Regions from separate parts of the Homo sapiens genome. Here regions 1 and 3 are each linked to region 2. The links are chromatin contacts, found by Hi-C or POLR2A ChIA-PET in ENCODE. All regions are on one chromosome and are shown on one strand. Each heading gives the region's core, a stretch centred on a gene start or an enhancer-like site at or near the end of the contact. The rest is flanking DNA. Distances are from core to core; before and after follow the strand shown. Region 1 overlaps MRPS27 (mitochondrial ribosomal protein S27). Region 2 has its middle 93 kb from the start of MAP1B. Region 3 overlaps MRPS27 (mitochondrial ribosomal protein S27).

The links. A loop is a pair of places that touch in the nucleus more often than their neighbours do. ChIA-PET counts read pairs that join two places held with the same protein, here RNA polymerase II (POLR2A). Pooled maps may share reads with other maps.
Region 1: a pooled map shows a loop between it and region 2 (2.1-fold over the local background). The contact joins two enhancer-like sites. A Hi-C loop is called at or near these places in 2 of 50 pooled maps. POLR2A ChIA-PET finds 5 or more read pairs at or near these places in 2 of 52 experiments (HEK293 and activated T-cell).
Region 3: a loop to region 2 is called in a pooled map, with 3 times the contacts of the local background. The contact joins two enhancer-like sites. A Hi-C loop is called at or near these places in 1 of 37 single-sample maps with no recorded cell type and 8 of 50 pooled maps. POLR2A ChIA-PET finds 5 or more read pairs at or near these places in 1 of 52 experiments (activated T-cell).

The regions. Positions count from the first base shown.
Region 1 is chr5:72,245,705-72,250,117 of GRCh38, reverse strand. All of the region lies in intron 4 of MRPS27 (mitochondrial ribosomal protein S27), which reads left to right. Among named protein-coding and RNA genes, the nearest start is that of MRPS27, 72 kb to the left of the region's middle. Within about 2 kb of position 1,542, at least 13 of the 41 ENCODE cell types and tissues checked have a DNase peak (open chromatin) inside an H3K27ac peak, as active enhancers do.
Region 2 is chr5:72,012,531-72,016,778 of GRCh38, reverse strand. No RefSeq gene overlaps it. Among named protein-coding and RNA genes, the nearest start is that of MAP1B, 93 kb to the left of the region's middle. Within about 2 kb of position 2,483, at least 4 of the 41 ENCODE cell types and tissues checked have a DNase peak (open chromatin) inside an H3K27ac peak, as active enhancers do.
Region 3 is chr5:72,263,501-72,267,791 of GRCh38, reverse strand. All of the region lies in intron 4 of MRPS27 (mitochondrial ribosomal protein S27), which reads left to right. Among named protein-coding and RNA genes, the nearest start is that of MRPS27, 55 kb to the left of the region's middle. Within about 2 kb of position 1,316, at least 2 of the 41 ENCODE cell types and tissues checked have a DNase peak (open chromatin) inside an H3K27ac peak, as active enhancers do.

The DNA.
Region 1 (4,413 bases), core at 293-2,792, 230 kb before region 2:
TTATGAAATAATCAGTGTTATATACATGGGAAATTACCTATGATGCTTATAAATTAACCTTCTAAACTTGTTATCAATGCTCAAAAAATACTTGGAGTTTTTTTGTTATTTTTGTTTTTTTGTTTTTTGTTTTTGAGATGGAGTCTCGTTCTGTCGCCCAGGCTGGAGTGCAGTGGCGTGATCTCAGCTTACTGCAAGCTCCGCCTCCCAGGTTCACTCCATTCTCCTGCCTCAGCCTCCCAAGTAGCTGGGACTACAGGCAGCTGCCACCACACTCGGCTAATTTCTTTGTATTGTTTTAGTAGAGACGGGGTTTCACCGTGTTAGCCAGGATGGTCTCTGTCTCCTGACCTCGTGATCCACCCGCCTCGGCCTCCCAAAGTGCTGGGATTACAGGCGTGAACCACTGCGCCCAGCCTGTTTTTGTTTTTTTGAGATGGAGTCTTGCTCTGTCGCCCAGGCTGGAGTGCAGTGGCGCCATCTTGGCTCACTGCAACCTCTGCCTCCCGGGTTCAAGTGATTCTCCTGCCTCAGCCTCCCAAGTAGCTGGGATTACAGGCACGTGCTGCTGCGCCAGGCTAATTTTTGTATTTTTTAGTAGAGACGGGGTTTCACCATTTTGGCCAGGCTGGTCTTGAACTCCTGACCTCAAGTGACCTGCCCGCCTCGGCCTCCCACAGTGCCAGGATTACAGGCGTGAGCCACCACGCGGGGCTGAAAATACTTGTTTTTGATCATCCCAATCTAACCTTATTGAAGGCAAGGAGATGTTTATTCTTCTTTGTCTCTTAGTGCCCAGCATAATATCCTGATTCATAGTAGGTTGATAAATGATCAAATGCAGAAGAGAGGAGCTTTGACCTCATCAAATGCTCCATTCTGTTGTAATAAGTAATTTCATATAGGTATAGAAGTAGAACTATTCTCTCTGCAGTTTAACATTCAGTTTTGCCTTATTCATGCTTAAAAAATCCCAGCTTTCTTACTTTTTTGCCTAAGATTATTGAAGGAAAAAGTGTATCTGTTCACTAAAGGCTGCATTCATTGTAGCAGCCATGTATATGTGGACAGTCTACTTGCTACCACACTTGAAATTCTGCTTAATGTGCACTCATAAAGGACAAGCTCCCACCCCTTCGAACTCAGTGTAATTGTTCAGTATATGAGCTTGTGGTGTTTAAGAAACTAGGGAGGCAGAGGTATTTTCATAGCTTGTTATCCTCTTCTCTCCCACAAAGTGCAGCCATGATCTGACACATGATCAATGGGCCGAGCCCTTTTTAGGATGCAGAAGATGCTCCCTGTGTCTGTGGATCACAATAGCAAACAATAGCAACTTCTGCAATGATATTTTGCCTCCCTGGTGTTCAAACTTCTTCAGTTAAGCCTGTCTGGAATCTATTTAACTATTATACATCAAAGCTTTTTTTTTTTTTTTTTTTTTTTTTAAATGAAAATGGTGGGGGTGGAACCAGAGAGGAAAACCTGTATCTTTGCCAAGGAGCCCTCTCTCCTTCCCCTATGACTCATACTTAGGAAAGCTGAGGGACTTTGGAAAGCTGCCTGAGTCACATTGAGGCAGGTCTCCTGGCACTTTCAGACACTTTTTAAATTTTCTCAGGCAGTAAAAGATGTTTTTCAAATTGTTCATTCCCTCTTTCTGGGCCAGCCTAAAAGCTTTTGTTTAGCTAAAGTATGGCTTTTTTATGCAAGATTTGCCAGCCAGAACAGATGAACCCGGAACTTTGTATTTGGTTTATTACTAAAGAAACAGCTCTTTCATATTCAGAATTGTAACTGTTCCTTCTTATGATTGTCATCCTATTAAAAGGAATTGCCTCTGGTACTTAACCTTCCTATGACATGAAGTTTGCATTTGGTCATTGTTAAGAATTTTCTTAGCATATTTTGTTTGTATAATTTCAAATATTCAGTTTTTAAAAATTTGGTTTTTGGTATGAGAGACTAGCTTGAGCTAAATAGAGGAGCTGCCTATTAAATGTATTATAGTCATACTGAGTTTTACTATTTGGCAGCAGAAGAAAGAAAGGTCACCTTAATTTTTCTGTCTTTACATGTAAACAACTAAGGGTTTTTGTTTGTTTGGTGAGTGGTAAAGTAAACCTTTCTAAAAACCAATTGGACTCACAAATAATAAGTCTCAATTTTTAAATATCTTTCCTTTTTAAACTACAAATAGTCATTATGTTCCAAAAACTGTCAAGTAATTTCTTAATATCTCTATGCCCACCCTATCCTACTCCCCTTTTTTTAGAGTTCAACCATTTCTGCTATAGGAATTGCCAGATAACAGAGGTTTGATAAAGTAACAGTATATAAAACAATAATTTATATTATGTAGGAAAATTACTTTGGATGACTTTCTTAGATATAAGATGAATTGCACTGAAATATTTGAGTAGAAAATAAAATGCTTTACTAATGGAGTGATCAATTGCTGAAAATTTTATTTTCTATAAAACTTGATCTTCAGTTATAATGTACTTTAGGGACCTTAAATTTAACTTTAGCTGATTTTATCATTTCACCTTGAAATTTTAGATGCCAATTTGCAGGGCCCACCATTCCCATAATAATAATCTCTGTTGCCTGCCCAAAGTGGGTACCATATGGTGGGGGAATGGAGGCTAGTGGAATAAAGTAAAATCAGCTGTGGACTGAATGGTTGCTCGTTTATCTTTGAGTCTTTATTCACTTGTTTGTATCACTGCCATTTTTCTGGTTTAATAGAAACTTGTATATGACTGATGTTTTAATGAGTAGATATAGGCTTATTGTCTTTTACAGTCATTAAACTTAAGTGCTGGAAGGAGTTCCGGGGGTCTGGTCTAGTCCAGAGTTCAAGTGTATTTTGTTTGGCCCGTAAGCTGTGTTTTTATAAACAGTATAATGAAATCACTTTGCTTGATTGTAATACAAGCAGCTTTGTACCTATTGTCTTACATGATTCATGCATTTATATTAACTGACTGGCCCCTGTAGACAGTTGAGTTTGTGATCCAGATAACCGTACCTCTTCATTTTACAGTTGCAGGAACTGAAACCCTGAAGGATCAAGTGACTTTCCAAAGTTAAACAGCTAGTTCAGGGCAATTCCAGAACTGTTTTACACTGAGTTTATTTTTCTGTTGATTCTGCTCCTAAATTTAGAAGAGATGTTTATTTTTCGCTGTTAGAGACCTTTGTGAAACCACAAAAATGTTTTTTAAAGATGTCCTACAAATAAGTTGAGAGGCAATGGTGGAATAATGAAAGTGAGGGGTCTAATTTAGGTCCTATTGCTAACTATCTTGGGGAAATCATTTTATCTCACTATATACATCAAGATTCCTCCTCTATAAAGTAAAGGAATTAGATTACATAATTTTACGTCACCTAGAACAGGGCTAGTAAATTCTCAATAAATAGTCTAGTGTACAATAGATATTGAAAGTCCCTACCAGCACTAAATTAAAGATTCTCTAATTCAGTATTAACTTTTTGTCTCTCCCTTATCCCCAGTTTACTTGGCCTAGGTTGCTTTCAAAGCCTCTTCCAGGGTTGAAAGGAGTCTGTTTTTTTATTGAATTCCTGTTAGGGAAATTCTTTGAACCCATGTACTCTGGCTTCTGTCCTCAACTTAACGGCTTCACTCTCCTAGCAGCTTGTCTGTTCCCTCAACTTGCATTAAAGAATCCATGTATCATCCTTGATGTATTGTGAGAAGGAACAGTAGGGGGAATAAGTGAGGACTAGGTGGCTTTCCACAATGACCACATACTACTCCACTTCCTCTGCCATCTTTCATCTCCTCCTGCCTTGTACAAAAAAGGCAGCATTTCTTCTTGGCTTCAACTTTATTTTAGCCAGGATACTTCACAACCAGAAGTGAATTACTGTTTCAAATATAAATAATCCTCATGAATTTCAGCATGCATGATGGGTATTTATGCAGTCTTAGCAGGCCGAGTCACTGTTGCCAAATTATCAGGCACCTACTTGAGTCCTTGTTCACTTGTTTGTAGACGCAAAATGATAGATAACTTGTCCCCTGCCTTTTAAGAGCTTAAAAGCTTAATAGAGGAGTCAGTAGAGTTACAGAAATAGAAACTAGCTATGAATTGGATTGTATCACTGGAAGTATGTCCAACCTTCCTTTTGCTACAAACAAAGAATGCCTAGGGATTCAACTTTTTCATGTGTTAGAGAATCAGAATGTTTAAAATACTGAGATGCTTTTCTTCTTTAATAAAAATCTAATTCTTAAGAAATCCTGATTAGTACTGAGCTTCTCTTCCCTCAGAAATACCCCTAAAGAAATCCGTAATCTCACATACAAACACATATAAATCTGCTCAACACTGGCTTAATTCTTTTCTGCTTTTACCCTGGTGTGCTTCATCTCCTGGGCCA
Region 2 (4,248 bases), core at 1,234-3,733:
ACTTCCAGGGAGGCGTCCTTGAAGAATCAGATCCACAGTGGACATGGGGGTAAGGGAAAACAAACATTCCCTTTTAGGGCCGTCACAAAATAAAGCCCAGCTGCTCCAGGATCTGTCTTTCTGTGCAGGTAGTAAGCACCAGCCACAGATGTCCAAAAAAAGGATGTCAAAGCTTCATCAACCATTTGTATCTTAATAAAGTTCGGGAACTAAGATACTAAAAGAATGACACCCAGTACTAGGGGATAAAAGAAAAACAAAACTGGAGGCTGAGATGTAAGATCTTTTGCAGAAATCACTAATTTATGTATTTATTTGTTTGTTTGTTTATACATATATACATGCATATAGGCACCTCCTTGTTCCACATTGAATTGATTCACTTATTTATTCAAATATTTATTGAGCACCTGCTGACATTGTAAGCAAAACCAGACACAAACACTACCCTAGTGGAGTTTACAGTCTTGTGGGGGGAACAAATATTGACACCAAATCACACAAATAGCACAATGATAATAAACTGATAGGCACAGTGTAGGAAATGCAGAGATCCACAGAGGTGTGGCATGTGGGAGTCAGTGTGCAATGTGCTAATGAGAGTGGATGGTTACATTTTTAAGGATGCTGTGAGCCTTTAAATGCAGACACTATTGAAAATTAAATTATAGTCCAGGCGCGGTGGCTTACAACTGTAATCCCAGCACTTTGGGAGGCCGAGGTGGGTGGATCACTTGAGGTCAGAAGTTCGAGATCAGCCTGGCCAACATGGTGAAACCTGGTCTCTACTAAAAATACCAAAAAAAAAAAAAAAAATACATGCATTAGCTAGGCATGGTGGCCTGTGCCTGTAGTCCCAGCTACTCTGGAGGCTGAGGCATGAGGATCACTTGAACCCAGGAGGCAGAGATTGCAGTGAGTCAAGATTGCACCACTGCACTCCAGCCTGGGTGACAGAGCAAGTCTCCATCTCAAAAATATATATATTAAGTTATATATGCTAAAAATTACACGATTTATATTAAAAATGAGATACATATTTTAAACCCATTACTTCCTAATTATTTTACATTTTACTATTATCTATGCTTTTGAGGTTATTTATATTTTTTATGTCTGCATGTTGGAAATACTATAGAATGATGTTTTACTATGTCTGTCTTCCTAACTCTGTTGGACATCATGTTGATAGCTTAAAATTGGCCACGGTGGGAGTATTTATACCACAGATAAGAGCAAACAGTGGCTTTTGTTGTCCCAGACATCTGGCTGTTAAACATTTTCCAGCACACCACTGCATGACGCTGTGTGGCAGGGAGGGGTGACCTAACCTGAAGATAGCATGTGTGTAGACACGAACACCGGAAGTGTAGCAAATGCTGCTAGTTGTCCACCCACACTCATCCTCAGCTTGCCCTTTAAACAGCCACGGTTTTGTTCAGGCTGGCAATTTGCCCAGCTACGAAACCACATATCCTAGCCTCCCTTGGAGCTTGGGGTTGAAGCCACATGACCCAGCCCTGGCCAATGAGATGGATGTGGAATCTGCTGCCAATTTCTGGGAAGAGTTTTGCTTCTTGACGTGGGCACCGCCCCTTCCTCCTTACTGCTTCCTTCTTGTTCCTGCCTGCACTGCTGGCTGGAGGTGGAACAGCCATTTTGTGACTAGGAAGGGACCTCAAGGGTGAAACATGCCAAGAACAACAGCCAGGCAAAGACAGGAGGAGCTAGGACAGGGATGATTATGGAGCTGGCAGCCCCCCGGACTGCCCACCTCTGGGCCTCTTCTTAGGTGTAAAATAAACTCCTATTTGGTTAAACTACTCAGATGGGTCTCTTTACATGCTGCCAAGTGCAATCTCTTATTCAGTAGACTTTCCTGAAGAAGTGACGTTTGTGCTGAGTTGATGGGAAGAGGCAGGAGTTAAGCATCAGCTAAATGGGGCATTTATTTTGTGCCAAGTAAGCAGGCTTACTGTTTCCCAGCTCTCAGGTGTGCATGCCTGAGTTGACTTCTCCCTGCAAAAGATGCCTGGAATACGCCAGGTGAAAGGGAAGACCATGATGGGGTTGCTGAGGCAGTAGCAGTTTTGTTTTGTCCCTGGCGGATTCATATCATGGGTTAATTGGCAGTGGTGGTGGGTCCCTATACAAAAGGCTGGAAGGTGAATTCAGACTGGATCCAGCCAGTCGAGGCAGCACTAAACTGCAACCTCTCTTTCTCGCTTTCCCTACCCTGGTCCACAACAGCTTTCAAATCTTTCCAAATCCTCACCCCAGGACACGCTAGGCAGCCCTTTCCTGCCTGCTACGAAGCTGCTTTCCTAGGAAGGGGGCTTTTGAATTCAAGTGCAGAAAAATCTTCATATTAAAAAAAAAAAAAGCCTTCAACCGGTTGCTAGGGTTTTGTGTATCCTGCTTTAGGGAGCTTTCTCCAATGAAAGAGACTCGTCGCTATAGAAACTGCCACGTCACAGGACTTCTGTACAGCAGCGTCTGAGACTTAGGCTGCCTCTTCCAGGACAGGTTTTATATCAGAGCCCCTCTCACAGAAGTGTGTGCCTGGGACTGGGGAGGGAGAGGACCCTGGAATTGTCAGTGGCTTTAAATATCCCTCCCTCCCTTTCTTTCCTGCTCCCCACTTCTCTCTCCCTCCTGCCCCCCTCCATCTCTTCTTTCTCCTCCCTCTTCATTGCAAACAGAATGCAAAAGCAATTGCAGTAATACAGAGCATTTCTCTGTATGTCCACACTTCTTCTTAGCCATGGAAAGATGACGTTGCTACCACACCCATGCACATACACATGCACACACTCAGTTCTGGTAAGATAAATGGCAGCTTGGAAGGGACTCATTTGATGCAACACTCAATAATTCCATGTTTATGAGGACTCAAGGCTAACTCAAACCACTTGAGTCAAGCCCCTGAGTCAAAGCCCTTGAGTCAAGCCAAGGGAAGTTCACACTGAGGCAGTTGGAGGTGTGGGGGACCTTCTTCCTCTATTAAAGAGACATGCAAGGTCACGCATCTATCTTCTAGGCAAAGCTATTGTCTTCCCATATTAAAATACAGGTAGTCTTTGCCTTTTAAATAGGGTTATCATGTAGTTTATCATCCCAAGTGGGACATCTACAAGAGGAGCTGTTAGTAATTATACTAGGACAATGTCATATACCAGGATTGTCTGGGCAAATAAGGACATTTGTCTGATCCACTTGTAACTTGCAAACACATGCTTAACAAACGATGCACAAGAGAAAATGGCTTCCTGCCCCTCATCTTCCCTGAAGAGCTCACTGCTCCTGAAAACTGAGACATTTGGGGGATTGGAAGCTTTTGAATAACACGGGGGTTCAGAAGGAAAGAAAGAAATGAGTTGAAGGGTTAGCAGATTTTCGAGAAGATTCTTATATACATAATACTTCATACATGTGTATCTGAAGCATAAATACCCACTCCCGATAGAAGAGAGTGGCCATTTCCCCACACCCCCACCAACACACGTCTTCTTCAATCTTACAAGCCACAGTCTCTCTAATGTTCTTATAGAATGAAGTCATTCCTCTTATGTCTGGCTCCACCTGCTTTGCACACAGCCAGACTTATCTCCTCAAAAACTCAGTGCTGGCATGATGAAGACAAGCACAGTGACTTTAGGTCACCTTATGCCTCTGCGTGAGGAAGGTGCCAGAGCCACAAGACAGCAGGAGCTGGCTTCTTCCTAACGTGCTATAAAATCCCATAAGGCAAATCCCCCCACTACTTTTCTTTTTCAGAAATTCCAGCCTGTTCATGCTTGTTAATTTTCCCAAGCAAACGTTAGCATCAGCTAATCCCTTCACAGTTTTTTTTTTCTCCAAGTATCATCTTGAAGTATTTAACATAAAAGTTCATTTAGGGAGAAATGACACCTCTATGTTGTCTTCTTGTTATTTACATAAGAAATGCTTTATCTTTTCATTTAAGTCTCCTTTCATGTTAGAGTTTTGTTTTTGTTTTTGTTTGTCTGTTTTATAATACAGAGCCTTGAACCACAACTCCAGACAATCTGATTTCATATCTTTGGAGCTGGGTCAGGGAAAAGAGCATCAGCGGTATAACAAAACAGGCCCAAGGCTTGAAAGATAACCTTAGCATAATGTATTTCACATCATTGCCTACAGACTGCCTCAAATCTTGAAATTAGGAGGCAAATATTTTTCTAACTTGCCCTTTTTCTAAATTATTAATAATCATGGGTAAAACAG
Region 3 (4,291 bases), core at 67-2,566, 250 kb before region 2:
TTTTTAATTTGTTTTGATATCTGAATCTTTGGCAGTCATAAATTTGATTTTGACTGCAGGCATTTTTTACTTTGGACAAAATGTATTTCTGGAGAACCACCAACTAAGGTGTACTTTTTGAGGGTAATGGTTATATCTTATTTGATTTTATATTCCCAGAACTTAGCTGTGCTTGGAACATAGCTGAGCCTCAATAAATATTTGTTGAATGAATGATGGAATGAAGTCTATGAGCAAATTAATGCCATTTAAAATCCTGACTGTGTATACATTGTCTTTCTCTGTTCATACATTGTTTGAACTTATTTAATGAGCAAATAAGGATAAATTTTTAGGTGGTTTCAAATTAATTACATAGATGAACTTAGAGTATCATATTTGTTGAATGAACAATGGACTGAAGTCTATAAGCAAATTAATACCATTTAAAATCCTGACTGTGTATACATTGTCTTTCTCTGTTCATATGTTATATGAACTTATTTAATGAGCAAATAAGGATAAATTTTTAGGCGGTTTCAAATTAATTACATGGTTGAACTTAGAATATCAGTCCAGAGAAGTCATGTGGTTAGCAGTAAGCACTAGATTGGAATTGGAAGACTCCGTATAGTTATGCCAAAATGAATATAGTCTGATTCTTGTCAGATTCTTTAGCATTGCTGACCTCAGTTTTCTTATCTTTAAAATAAACATATAAAGTTGTGTAGGAATCACTCACCTCATACATGTAGAAGTGCTCTGGAAAAGTTGAAGCACTTTAGATACAAAGGGACACTGCTCTGTAGATAGCCATCTCTGAAGCCCTGAGCCTCACTTTGGGAAGATTTAGGGACTCTGCAGCCATAAAATTCAGCATATTTTCTACTGTGAGAAAAGATTCATGAACCTAGTGGTAACCACATTTCGGGCTTCATCTTCTTTTTTTTTTTGAGACGAAATCTCGCTCTGTCACCCAGGCTGGAGTGCAGTGGGGCGATCTCTGCTCACTGCAAGCTCCGCCTCCCGGGTTCAGGCCATTCTTCTGCCTCAGCCTCCCGAGTAGCTGTGACTACAGGCACGTGCCACCACACCCAGCTAATTTTTTTGTATTTTTAGTAGAGACGGGGTTTCACCATGTTAACCAGGATGGTCTGGATCTCCTGACCTCGTGATCTGCCCACCTCGGCCTCCCAAAGTGCTGGGATTACAGGCGTGAGCCACCACGCCCAGCATGGGCTTCATCTTCTTTGCTGCTTCTCCTGTAGTTCAATAACATTTTCCTTGTTATTTCTCTACCTGTAGCTAGGAACTGGGCCAGCAGCCAGTAGATACGTAGAGCATGAAAAAGCACATGGTGCCACTTTGGCAGCCTTCACTTAGATTCCTGTCCTAGAAAGATTGCTGTTTAACTCCTTTACTCAGGCTAGGAGTTGGGGCAGTCATGTATTTACTATATCTAGCAATCCTTGGGGGAGGTGGAGAAAGATACCTACTTCACCACGTTACGGATGGTTCAGCTAAGGAAAGTCTGGGTCTTAAAAGTCAGAGAAGGAGGCCTTTGAGAATGTCTTTTCAATTCTGTGAAAATAAAGGGACTGCTGCATATCTGGATATGTGTGCTCTTTCAAATTATCATGCCTCACTGTTATTCTTCATGATTAACTTCTAATATCCCATCATGCTTGGTTCATTTTTTTGTCTACTCCACCAAGACCTATTGTTTCTCCTTCCACTTTCTTATATCTTCCCCTCCTCTGTCCTATGAGATACTATCTTAGGTGAAGCTTTATTTTCTAGCATCTGTATTCAAATTTCGAATACACCACCTTCATAGGAGGAAAAAACCATTAACGAATTTCAAATCAAAATCTTGCTTTCATTTTAGTGAACTAATCATTCATTTAAAATAAGGTGTTCTGCCTTAAATTTATTAATGTCATAGGTCTACCTGAAGTCATTTTCCTTGTTTTCGTAACAGAGCCAGGCTTCTTTTTCAATTAAGACAGTCAACATTCCTTGTGTTTTACGAGTTATATTAATGGCTTCTTGGATTTGCAATTCCCAGTTGTAAAACAGAGATGTGAACATCATCATCCACTTAGTTTATAGCTCTGTGAGACATCTGTCCAAACTTTCTTTATTGAGGTGATAAAGAAAAATCCAGTATCATTTACTGGCTTAGAAGTTAGTAAAGAACGCTCCCACCACCCCAAGGCTCAGTCCTGTTCTTGATGTCACATATTTTGAGAATAGCCCAGACTGTTTATATAATTTGATTCCAGCCTACTTTTCCAGCCAGATATCACTAATCTCTAATGTAAATCCTACATTTATGGAATTATCTTTTCTGGATCATTCAGTGTTGCCCAACAAATAATTAATTGTATTTCCTTTGTAAACTGGGCACTGCTCTTGCTGTGAGGAATCATTCCCTTACTTCTAAAAGTCTGCCAAATCTTAAGTGCCCAGACCCTGTGATGCCATTTCAGATCACTTCAGCCAGCAAACAGCCTTAGTTTGTATCACTCAGGTTACATTGCACACTGGTAGCACTTAGTTTGTATTACTCAGGTTACATTGGTCATATGTGGCCTAGATTTGTGTCATTATCAAATGGCGAGCTTATCAGCATTTTAAGGAAACCTTGTCTAATAAAAACTCATAATTAGCAAAGGTCCTTAAAAAGACAATAAATGTTCAGTAATTGCCTATTACACAAATAAATAGCTACAACTCTTCTTTCTTGAAATCTTGTTGCTGCCTTAAGCCGCAAGGTTAGAATAATTTTCTCAAGTTCTTCCCATAGAAGTACTCTGAAGTTCATATCTGAGCTCCCCTCACGGTCTAGTTGCTCCACATACCGCTCATACTTCCTTCTCTAAGCGTACTTCCTCCGTTGTTTTTTCCATTATTTTTTAGTTTCCTAGGGCTGCTGTAACAAAGTACCATAAACTGGGTGGCTTAAAACAGCAGAATTTATTCTTTCATAGTTCTGGCTAGAAGTCTGGAATCAGAGATGTCAGTAGAGCCATCCTTTCCCTGAAGGCTGTACAGGAGAGTCTGTTCCATGTCTTCCTCTTAGTTTCTGGTGTTGCTAGCAATCCTTGGCGTTTCTTGGCTTATAGATGCACCCACTCCAGTCTGTGCCTTTGCCATCACATGGCACTCTCCCTCTGTGTGCACATGTGTGTGCCTCTTCTCTTCCTCTAAGGATGTCAATTGTATTGGATTAAGCCCCCTACACCCCCTCCAAAGACCTCATCTTAACTTGATTACATCTGCAAAAGACCGTATTTCCAAATAAGATCACATTCACAGGTTCTGGAGGTTAGAACTTCAACCTATATTTTTGGGAGACACAATTCAATTTGTAAGTCTCTCTCTCTTTTTTTTTAAAAATGAAATTCAGATAAATTTAACCACTTTAATTCAGTAAATTAACCATAAAATGAACAACTCAGTGTCATTAAGTATATTCACAATGTTATGCAATAACTATCTCTGTTTCTAAAGTATTTTTATTACCCCAAAAGGAAAGCTCATATTCATTAAGCAGTTATTCTTCATTACCTGCTTCTCCGGCTGCTGGCAACCTAGTCTACTTTTTGTTTCTATGAATTTCCCTATTCTGGATATTTTATGTAAATGGAATCATACAATATAGACCTTTGTGTCTGGCTTCTTTCACTTAGCATGTTTTCAAGGTTCATTCACATTTTAACATGTATCAGTACTTTATTTCTTTTTACAGTGGAATAATATTCCTTTGTATGTATATACTACATTTTATTTATTCACTCATCTGTTGATGGATGCTTGGGTTGTTTCTATCTTTGGGCTATTGTGTATAGTGCTGCTACGAACATGCATGTACATGTACTTGAGAACCTATTTTTAGTTCTTTTGGGTATCTACCTAGGAATAGAATTTTTGGGTCCTACAGTAATTCTGTCTTTAGCTGTTTTAGGAACTGCCAAACTATTTTCCATAGTGGCCAGCTGCACCATTTTACTTTTGCTCCAGCAGTGTACAAGTCTTTCCACATTCTCAACCAATACTTTTCCATTTTTCTAGTCATAGCTCTCCTAATTGGTATGGAGTAATATCTCACTGTGGTTTTCATTTGCATTTTCCTAATGACTAATGATGTTGAGTACCTTTTCAGGTGCCTATTTTGGCCAGTTGTTTATCTTCTTTGGAGAAATATCTCTTAAAGTACTTTGCCATTTATTAATTGGGTTGTCTTTTTGTTGTTAAGAGTTCCTTATATATTCTGCATACTAGATTTTTATCAAAGAAATTGCAAATA